2 separate regions of the Mus musculus genome follow, and region 2 is linked to region 1. Evidence: chromatin contacts called from ENCODE Hi-C or POLR2A ChIA-PET data. All regions are on one chromosome and are shown on one strand. The core of a region is the stretch at or near the end of the contact, and the rest is flanking DNA. Distances in the headings are between cores, read along the strand shown.

Region 1 (5,473 bases), core at 1,910-4,409:
GAATTGAATCCAGGTCTTCTGTGAAAGCAACAGGTGTTCTTAGCTGCTGAGCCACCCCTCACCCCTGTGACTACTGTCTGCATACCATGCTGGGCTCCACCTCTATTCCTTTGCTTGGCTCTCTGATGCCTCCTGGATCGGAATGGCACTTTACTCTTCATTTCATCTACCCAAATCTCGAGGGAGTATAGAAAAACTGAGAAATATGACGGCATAGGAAAACAGAAGATTTTCCTCACTCCAGAGTCTGATTGAAGCTTCTAAAAGTTCCTACCACCGAGGCAATAACAGTCTAAGTTCAGTTCCGGGTAGAATTGTGGAAGGAGAGAAGCAACTCTAACCTAGACACACACACACACACACACTTTTTTTTTTATGTTAAAAAATTCCAACAGAAAAGCTGCTCTGCCTGCCTGCCTTTGTATGCTCCTGGTCATTCATAGACATTTTATGCTGAAGTAATAGCAGGCTTAAGTTCTGGATGCATATGGCCTTGGGTAGGCTCTCATTCAGGACCGCTAGCTTTGCTATAGTAGAGTTACCCTACATCCCTGTGTCCTAGTGAGCTACACTTTTACCTTATCAATTATAGCCTTATTGGGGACCCCTAAGGAAGCACCTTGTGGTCTCATTTGGGTCTCTTAGCAACTCTTTGAATGTCATAACTTCAAAACCCTCTAAAATCCTATATATGATTATTGTAAAAAAACAAAACAAAAAAAAAAAACGAAAAAACAGACAAAAACATAAAAAGCAGTGAGCACGACTCTCGAGGAGTCTTCCACAGCCTGGACCCACACTTGGAGACGTCCTGCTTCTTCAGCACTTTAAAGCCTACACTCACGCTTTTGGGTGTATCTTTTCTACTGGAAGCTTCTTTTTCTCTCAGCATTTATCTTTAAGCCTATATTAAAATAACTTTTAAAACTATTTATTTTTATGTGTGCAGGTATTTTTGCCTCTGTGTGTGTGTGCGTGTGTGTGTGCATACGTGTGCATGCACATATACACAAGATTCCACAGAAGCTAGAAGGTATAGGAGCTCCTGGAGCTGGACTTGCCTGCCGTGGGTGCTAGGACCAAAGTCAGTCCTCTGGAAGAGCATTTAAGTGCTCTTAAGTCATCTCTTCAGCTCCCACTTTTTTGGTTTCTGAGAGACACTCCCAAGATGAATTGGAATTCATTAAGGGACTCCTGCTATAGCCTCTGAGAGCTAGATTATAGGCATATCCACTGCATTTAGTGTTTTGTCTCCTGCCTCTGCCTTCAAAATGCTAGGATTGAAGTGGTGTACCACCAGGCTCAGCAATTGCAGGTTTGTTTTTGTTTTGTGAGACAAAAATTCAGGCAGCCCAGGCTGGCCTCAAACTCAACAAGACATTGTCCTTGAACTCCTGATCCTGTGGCTTCAACTTCCCAATTACTAGGATTATGGGTGTATATCATGTGTCAGTCACTGCTTTATTGCTATAAGGAGACATCAAGACCAAGGCAACTTATAGAAGGAAAGAATTCAATGTCGGACTTGCTTATAGTTTCAGAGGGTTAGTCCATTACCTTCATGGCAGAGAGCAGGGTGGCAGGCGGGCGGGCAGGCAGGCATGTTGCTGGAAAAATAAGTAGCTCAGAGCTTTACATCACGATCCACAAGCATCAAGTAGAGAGGAGGTGGGTGGAGACTAGGCCTGTAATGGGCTTTTGAAACCTCAAAGACCACCCTCGGTGACTCCAACAAAGCCACACTTCCTCCAACCAGGCTACACCTCTCAATCCTTAACAAACGTATGGGGACCATTCTCATTCAAACCACCACCACCACCACCATCACCACCACCAGAATCACTTTATATTTTTTAAGCAAATACCAGTAGTGTGGTGGCGCACACCTGCAACCTCAGAACTTGCCTTGGGAAAGCTTGAGCAACAGGATTGCCATGAGTCTGAGCGGAGGCCTGACTGCAAGGTGACTACAGAGCAAGGGCTGTGCTCAGATCGCTCATCACCCTTAATTTGCATGACAACAACCCCTATCACCCTTTCTAAGATAGGACAAGGGCGTGGTCTTGGCCCAGGAGTTGGCAGTCCATTGCCTTTCCCATCCCCTCCCATTGGGTGAGTGAGGAGACCTTCTCCTGTGGGTTAGCTACAATATCCTCAGGAACCTGTCATCTCTATGCTCACCGTTGCATCAGTAGTTAGTATTTTAAACTGTATATTCTGGAATGTAAACCTCTTAGTTTCTCTATTATACCCCATGAAGTGAGGGGAGAAGGAGGGGAGAGGGAGGGGAGGAGGGAGGGGGAGGAAGGGGGAGGAGGGAGAGGGAGAGATGCTGGCCTTCAGGGCTACAATACTTCTGGTGAACCTGCTTCCTTTCTAAGACAAAATTCCAGGCTCTTAGGCATCATCATCGGAGCCCTGAGAAGGTAAGGGGCTGGTGATTGACAACATTAGACCTGTTTCTCGCTTGATTTATTGATCTGTCTGTTTCTATTCTGTCACAGACAGATTGACAAACCCAGGGTGGAGCTTGAGGGATTTCCACAAGAAAGCAGGGCAGCTGTGAGGGCTGCGTGGGCCTGCTGGGGGCCGGTGTAAGCGTGGATGGGGATTGTTTGTGCGAGGGTTGTAAGCATTTGAAGCTGGCGGTTGGGTGTGGAAACATCGGAGCAATGGGTGTCTCTGGAGAACTGATTGCATGCCACGTGAGAAGTTTGCCTGGATAGAAAGGCAACCTAGGTTTGGGTGTGAGTTAAGGGATAGGAAGAGGTAGGCGGTACTCCCAAGGTGAGGGCAGTAATAGGCGCATCTGAAGAGCAGCGTCTTCGAAAATGTTTGGGTCTTTGGGTTTGGGGGAAAGGAATCAGGATGAGCAGGATGTGCCTGGGGACTCATCTTCCCGCGTCTGACACAAACTGGGAGGTGCAAAGAGCAGATGGGACTAGAGAGCGCCCCACAGGAGCACGGGTAACGACATGTGGAGGACTCACCCTCGGCGCAGTTGCTTCCCGCATCCCATCTACTCCTCTCAGAGTCCTCGGGTCCCCGTTAGGCAGCGGGCTCCTCCCCTCGTGTCACTGACGACGAGCCCCGCCCCTCCCGCCGGCGCAGCTCCGCCCCCTCTCGCCCCGCCCCCGCCGCCCGCGGTCTGCTCGCTCAGTTGGGAGGGCCCCATGCTACTGAGCGGAGCTCCTCCTACGGGCTCCGGCCCGGGGCCGAGGGCGCAGGGCAGCGCGGGGGGCGGCCCTGGGGGATCCCGCCGCGGGGCTGGGGGTGCGGGGACCGGCCCGGGAGGGGGCGGCAGCGGTGGAGTCGCAAAGTGGCTGCGGGAGCACCTGGGCTTTCGCGGGGGCGGCGGTGGAGGGGGCGCCAAACCCGCCCCCCCAGAGCCCGACTACCGCCCCCCAGCTCCCTGCCCGGCCGCGCCCCCTGCGCCGCCCCCGGACATCCTGGCCGCCTACCGGCTGCAGCGAGACCGCGACTTCGAGGACCCCTACTCCGGGGGCCCGTCCGCGTCCGCCGCCCTTTCCACCCCTGCGGTCCCTGGCCCCACTCCGCCCCCGCGCCACGGCTCACCCCCGCACCGCCTCATTCGGGTCGAGACCCCCGGCCCCCCAGCACCCCCTCCGGACTCCGGACCCCCTGCCAGCAGCGACAGGGTGAGTGCTGCGCCGGGCGTGGGTGTCCAGGAGGGGTGGTGGTCTGAGGTCTGGAGATTTAGGGAGGGACAAAGGTGGCTTGGCTGGGACTCAGCCTTTCGCAGTCAGTATTTCTAGTTGACATAAGCTTAGTCCCTGACACGGGGGCTCAAATTTTAACCCCTTTGTTAGCTTCTCCACCGACTAATCTGAGTCCCCAAACTCTGCCCTGTTTCCTGTTAGGGCCCGAGGACTAGGGACGACCTCCCTCAATGGCTCTGTCCTCAGCTTTGCAACCCGTCCAACCCTGATCCTGGAACCTTTTTTCTAACGGGCATGGAGAAGCACCCCTCCCTTCCCTTTGCCGGTTTATGGCCTTTGTGCCCTCTCCGGAGCAGCAGCTCCTCTGCCCTTTGATCTCTTGACTCTTCCCTCCACAAAGCTTTTCTCTCCCCCTCCTCTTCCCCTTCTCCTTCCTCCCACCTCCCACCCGGTCCTGGAGTCCAGGCATCTTTGCAGGTCTGAAGCCCAGAAAGGGGCTGAAAACTAAGATTCTTCCGTGAACACAGCGAGCGCTGGCCTTTGCCTTTCCCAGTGGGATTAGGGGGGGGGGGGGACTGTTGTACTCCGGATGCCAAGATGGGCAATGTCCAGCTCTTCCTGAAGAAATTCACCCCTGGGGTACAGGCGCACTCCTTCCAGTGTTCCCCCAAGTATGAGGACACTCGGTGGTCAGGACCTGTTGCCCAGTTAAGGCCGAGTGATGGGGTTCATTCATTATCTCCTCTCTCTAGGCTTTCCTCTTTCTCAGTCCATTCTGAGAGAGACTGGATCTGCAGGCCCTGGAGGAAGACTCCCAATAGTTTGTCTCTCAGGACATCTACCTTCCTTCTTAATTCCAGTTTTATCCTGTCCTGGATGATAAACAGCTGAAAGCCATCCTTAGTCTCCCTGAATGGGAGGTAGGAGCTACCCCAGCTCTGTTGCCTTCCTCATGTCTGAGAACTCATTCCTCCAGGGCTTGCTCATCTCTCCTCAGTAGAGATCTTTATCTGATTAGAGAGCAGTTAATGTCTGAATCCTCAGGTTTCAGAATTGGGCTTTTTCCGCCAAAAGATTGCTGTCCTGGTAGGCTTGCTGGATAAGAGGTGTGTTGGGGTCAGAACAAGAGCCCCAGATGTGTGAATCATTTCCCCCATGGTTCTTGCCATAGAGCATGGCTGACCATGCCGGCTCATCATGCTTAAGCTGAAGAGGGAGGTCCAAGGGCACTTCTCCCAGGCTGCCTGCAGTCTCCTTCCTAATTGCCCTGGTGTTATGGTGAGACGGTGGTATGGCCCTGTCCTCCCCGTGGACCAGTCTCCTCCTCCCTGGCCACTGGCTGTTGGCCCATGGTCTAAGCTGTCCTTGGCTATTTTCCTTCCTGTAGTGGCTTAGAATGACCTAACAGGCTGCCCACCACACTGTGGGCTCCTCCAGGAAAACATCCTTTTTTTTTTTTTTTTTTTTGGTCAGTTCTCTGTCTCCAAAGTGTCTGACCCAGTGTCCTGAAATGGTGCGTATCCATTAACAGGGTGGCTTAAGGGTCAGGGCTTCCCAAGGCATGGCTTTCCTTTCCTTTTTTTCGAAGGAAGGAGCAGTAGCCCTGTGCACAGACCCTCAGACCCCTCCTGCCAAGACTGTCTGGTCTGTGCTTCAGTTGGGTCCGCTCTGACCTGTGGGGGAGGGGATGCTCAAGAGTGTCTGAGTCTCTTGCCAGCCAGCCATGGAGGCAGGAATGAAATCCGACAGGCTCTCCCAGGAGCCACACAATCTGTGCTTTCTTTGGTGTGTGT
Region 2 (5,173 bases), core at 2,274-4,773, 4.6 Mb before region 1:
TCTTCTGGGAAGTGTTTTCTGAGACCACAGAGGCTGTGTCCCAGAGATAGCCAAGGTTGTACCTTGTGCTGTGGATGGACTTAATAATGTGTAAGAGTTACCCAGGTGGTACTGGTTTTGAAGGCATGAAGTGGTCATGCAGAGCAGCTGAGGCTCAGCACTGTGAGAGGCCATGGAAGGCCATTGGTGAAGGTACAGCCTCAGTTGCAATTGATGGCCCAGGACTGAAGGGGTCATGCAGTGTTTTGGAGATGTCAGTACCATGAGATGACCACCAAGAGCAGCAGCAGCAGTGGAGTACAGGCATCTGGAGCCTAGAGGACAACGCGTGTGCTACAAAGGGCATGGCTGGAGAAGTGACCCAAGCCCTTGGAGGAGCCCAGAAGATCCTGAGTTGGATCCCAGACATTGGACGGTTGGAGATTGATATTGCTTTTGATTGTGACTGTGCCCTGATATTTTTTCCTCTTAAAGGAAATTTTTTAGTGAAGCCCACAGTTAAGAGACTTTGAATTTTAAAGTACTTTGAATTTTAAAGGATACTGGATATTTTAAAAGGATTGAACTTTTAATATGTAAAGACTGTGGGACTTTTAAAGTTATTTTGTAGCCAGCCTGGTCTACAAAGTGAGTTCCAGGACAGCCAAGGCCATACAGAGAAACCCTGTCTCGAAAACCCAAAAAAAAAAAAAAAAAAAAAAAAAAGTATGATGCATATACACGATGGAAATTTTTTGCATTATAAAATTATCCATTTACTGCCAAATGGATGCAATTGGAAATCATTATATTAAGTGAAATAAGCCAGATGCAGAAAGACATATTTGGAACCTGGATTTAAAATTATTCATACATATATACATATTATACACACTTATGTATTGTGTATATAGTTGAACAAAGAGAAACAATGGATTTTGAACTATGATACACACAATGGAATTGATTCAGCCTTTACAAAAGAAGGAATTCGGCCAATGACCTCATGGATGAGCATAGCAGACATTACAGGTGCCTCCTCTTGCAGATATTGTCATCTCAACCCTAGCCATTGAGGACCAAACCTTCAAGCACATGAACCTTGCAGGGACAAATTACATCCAACCCACAGCAGGTTGCTTATAGTTTGGGATCATCACAGGGCCACTTAGACCTTCGTGGACCTGTCTTCACAAACATTTGCTTTCATTTCTCTTAGGTCCATCACTAAAAAAGGAATGGTTGTGTTGTACAGTAGGGTATGATTAACTAGACAAGAAAAGCCCGTGTGTGAAACTGGTTGCGCTACTTTACATCGCCACCAGAATTCTGGCTCCTCCACATTGTAACCGATGTTTGGCAACATAATTTTCATTCCATCCATTCTTGTAGGTCCATGGAATTTGTGCACTCCTTTTCCAGTTTTTGGTCTTTTTGTTGAATAATAAGAGTTCTTTATATATCTGTATATATATATATATATATGAACATATAAATACATATATGTTTATATATGTGTGTGTGTGTGTTTGTTTATATATAGATGCTTTATGATTGTCTTCTCCCAGTCTACAGTGGTCTTTATTCCTTTAAGAATATCTTCCAGGGGATGGAGAGATGGCTCAGTGGTTAAGAGCACTGGCTGCTCTTCAGGAGATGGACCTGGGGTCAATACCCAGCATCCACATGGCTGCTTATAATCAATAATTACCTAGAACTCCAGTTCTGGGATCTGGTGTCCTCTTTTGATCTCTGTAGACACCTGCACACACATAGTAGACATAAGCTCATGTAGGTGTCTATGAAAGTACACACACAAATAAATATTTAAAAAACATATCTTCCAAAGAACAGAGGTTTTTATTTTGGTGAAGTGAATTTGATTTTATTGTTGTATAGTTTTTCCTTTTTTCGTGTCCTATTTTAGGAATTCTCATCCAACAAGAAGCTCTTAAGAGTATAAATGTTCCCCTGAGACAACTTAGAAGGTCAGGAGTAAGATTTATTTGAGCTAAACTGAGGTAGCAGTATGAGGTCTCTGGAATGCTCATTCTCTGATTCTCGGATTCAATAGGTTTGGATGGTGATGCTGAAACTGCAGTCAGGAGCCGTGGTCCAGGCCAGCACTCTGAAACACTAAATAATGAAAGGTTTTTAAGCTTGGCTGTATATTAAATCTGGAAATGTTTTTAAAATCCAGATATATTGCTCTCATCAGATGAGCAAGTATCTAGGATCCCAGTGGAAAGGGGAGATTAGCTTAAACATCAGTGTCCTAGAAGGATTCTAAAAGTGGCTGAGAGTAAATGCAACAATGCTTGACAGGCAGTTTCTGTCTAGGGGGTTCTTACAGCTGGTAGGGTTACAAATAGATTGAAACTGGACCAGAGGGGGAAGCCAGGGGACAGACAACTACAGAAAAAACCCACGCAGAACTGTGGGAGAGCTTCCTTCAGGAATTCCCCCAGGAAGATGCCAATGAGGAAGTCTCAAGTTCCAAGCTGTGCAACTATTTCACCCTCTGCCTCTTCTCACTCTCCCCCTCTCCTAACTTCAGCCAAGGTCCAGTTCTGTAGTTCTGTAGTTCTGTAGTTGCCTCCCTTGGCTTTCAGACTAATGCTTCCTTCCTCTTTGCCTAGCTGAAATTAACTTGCACAGAAGGTAATAGTCAGTTATACTCAGCTAGGGCTGGTGTTTTTTTTTTTTTTTTTTTTTTTTTTTTCTCTTCCTGGTGCCCTATTTTTACCTCCCTTGGATCCTTGTGGAGTTCCTTGTGAAAGGTTGCTTTGTAACAGTGTTTGCTCACACATCTGTAGTCCTTGCTGTGTCCCTCCTTTAGGATAACAGGAACACTGTCCTATTCAGTGTTTGGTATTAAATAGTCATCCAACAAATATTTGACAACCTAGTATACACTGGATATTCTGTGTGTAAGGACACAGCAGTCAACAGAGCAAAGAGGGATCCTTCCATTAACTGGATAGCAGCATGGGAGATACATAGATGAGTATAAGAAAATGGGGGGAGGGACCCCCAAAACCTCAGGCATGGTGACTTATGCCTATGATACAGGAAGATCTCTGAGTTCTAGGCCATCATCTTCAAAGTGAGTTCAGTACTAGTCGAGGATGTTTCCAAAGAAAGCAAGAACAACAACAGCAATAAATAAATAAATAAATAAATAACAAAAAGAAAAAAAAAGCTATGAAGGTTACAAATAAATCATAGCATGAAAGTGAATTAAGGGGTACTTAAGATGAAGTGTACTAGGAAACCCTCTTTAGGGAGGAAGTGTTAAGTAAGTGATAAGGGAACACCAAGAGTGTATTCCCCAGAGACTGCCCGCCTGGAGGGTCTGTGGATCTTAACGGGTGGGAAAGTAGAGAAACCAAGGACAGAGAAAACAGGGTGAGGTGACGTAAACTTAGCAGCAGAGGAAGAGTTTTGATTTGTGCTGCCAAGTGTGGAGAGGAGCCTCGTCTGGGTTCCGTATTTACGAAGATCGCCCCGAGGCTACGTGGCAGAGGCCAGAAAGGAAACTGAAACCCGAAGCTCCAGTGGCTTGGAATGGGCGGCGGCCGCAGTTAGGGGGAACCGAACGAGAACCCAGGATTTACGCAGCTAAAACGGCTCTGCCAGGAGCTGACAGTACCCACAGAGTCCCGGCCTAGCGTTTCGCGGGAGGGACCGGAAGAGGAAGTCGGGGCTGCACCCTAGAGGTCCGGGTGCCGCCAGCGCAGCCTGAGCCTAGCTGCCCGCCCGTGGGATGGGGCTGCTGCACTCGCTGCACGCTCCCGCGGCTGCCCTGCTCTGGAGCTGCCTGCTCGGACTGGTGAGAGCCGCACTCCCCTCCCCTCCCCTCCGCTTTTCCCTCCCCTTCCTCCCGCTTCCTCCCCCTCCCCCTCCATCCCTTCCTTTCCCTCTAACCTCCTCCGGATTTCCCTCATCCCTCCTCCTTCCCTACCTCCCCCTTCCTCTCCTTCTACCCTGGCTTCCCATTCTCCCACTGCCCGGGCCCGGTTAACTGCCTTCGTCCTTGAGTCCCAGCATTCCTCACCCGCCCCCAGCCCCCGAAATCCAGCGAAATGCCCAACCCCTGGGAGAAACCCGCGGGCGGGGGTAGGAGTGGGTGGGGAGCTTCCTCCTCCTTGGTCCTGGAGCCCTCTCTATAATTTTTCACTGTGCTGGCATCTTTTCTTCTTAATTCAAAGAATTCACTTCTGTGCTTCTCTGTGTAGCCCAATCTTACTGCTGCCTTTTGCCTAGAAAAAGGCGGATGGAGGGGCCGGTGTGAACAGGGTTCCAGGTGTTAGCGTTCTGGCCTGCTCTTTTGTTGACTGCGCTCACATACATTTCTCTCTATAGCCATATGAATATCTATATACTTTCCTTTCACTCCCAGATAGTGCCTTCTATGTAAGGTACATGTGATTATACTATGGGATTTGTATTATGCTTTTGTTTTCATATAGGTATACTTTAAAATACCTTTAAAGGGGAAATGAGAGGTTTGAATAGTTTGACGTCTAAAAGGGTCAAAGTCTGGTTGAGAAAAAAATAACAAATATGCGCTCACATACCCATATTTGCTGAAATAATGTTTTAAAATTCGGGATCAAAGTAATTTGAGCTCCAATGTGTGACCAAGAAGCTAACTCTCAGTGTTTTAGATTTTGTTTCTGTTCACTTTCTTTTCTGACATTTGATGTTGGGAAATTTGTATCGGTATTGTTTGCACACTGTTGTGTAAACTGTGTATGTAGTTATTACTTAAAAACCATCACTTCTCTGAAAGACTGCTTTGTCACTCTGGGCTTGAAAAGGTCATGGAGAAGGTTTAAGCCCCAAACAGTTTTTTTTTTTTTTTTTTTTTTAAGGTAGCCTTTGGCGTTCTAGGAACTTTGCTGGACAGCATTCGGAGAGAACCCATTCAAAAAGTATTTTGAGGAGAGAATGACAGCACAGTAGCTTTACTTTGTATCTTTAAAGCAGGAACTGAATAACCAGACAAGTGTCATTTAGGTCCAAAGAAAACTCACAGGATATGTAAATGTCTCGGCCCTCTAGCTTAGCTGTCAAGCTTAACTCATTTCAGGGAACTTAAGATGATTAATACGAAATAATGTTTACGTACTTATACCATAGCTCCACTAATTTTTCTCAAGGTAAATCAATATTTAGCACAGTAATACAT

What was found. A loop is a pair of places that touch in the nucleus more often than their neighbours do. ChIA-PET counts read pairs that join two places held with the same protein, here RNA polymerase II (POLR2A).
Region 2: a loop to region 1 is called in a map of T-helper 17 cell, with 7 times the contacts of the local background. The contact joins the promoter of Sppl2a here to the promoter of Shf in region 1. A Hi-C loop is called at or near these places in 1 of 37 maps with a recorded cell type or tissue (T-helper 17 cell). POLR2A ChIA-PET finds 5 or more read pairs at or near these places in 1 of 5 experiments (Patski).

What each region holds. Positions count from the first base shown.
Region 1 is chr2:122,366,833-122,372,305 of GRCm38, reverse strand. Shf (Src homology 2 domain containing F) reads left to right here and starts at 3,159. Exons shown (of 7, transcript NM_001374011.1): 1 at 3,159-3,659. The coding sequence starts at 3,174.
Region 2 is chr2:126,931,585-126,936,757 of GRCm38, reverse strand. Sppl2a (signal peptide peptidase like 2A) reads left to right here and starts at 3,523. Exons shown (of 15, transcript NM_023220.2): 1 at 3,523-3,811. The coding sequence starts at 3,746.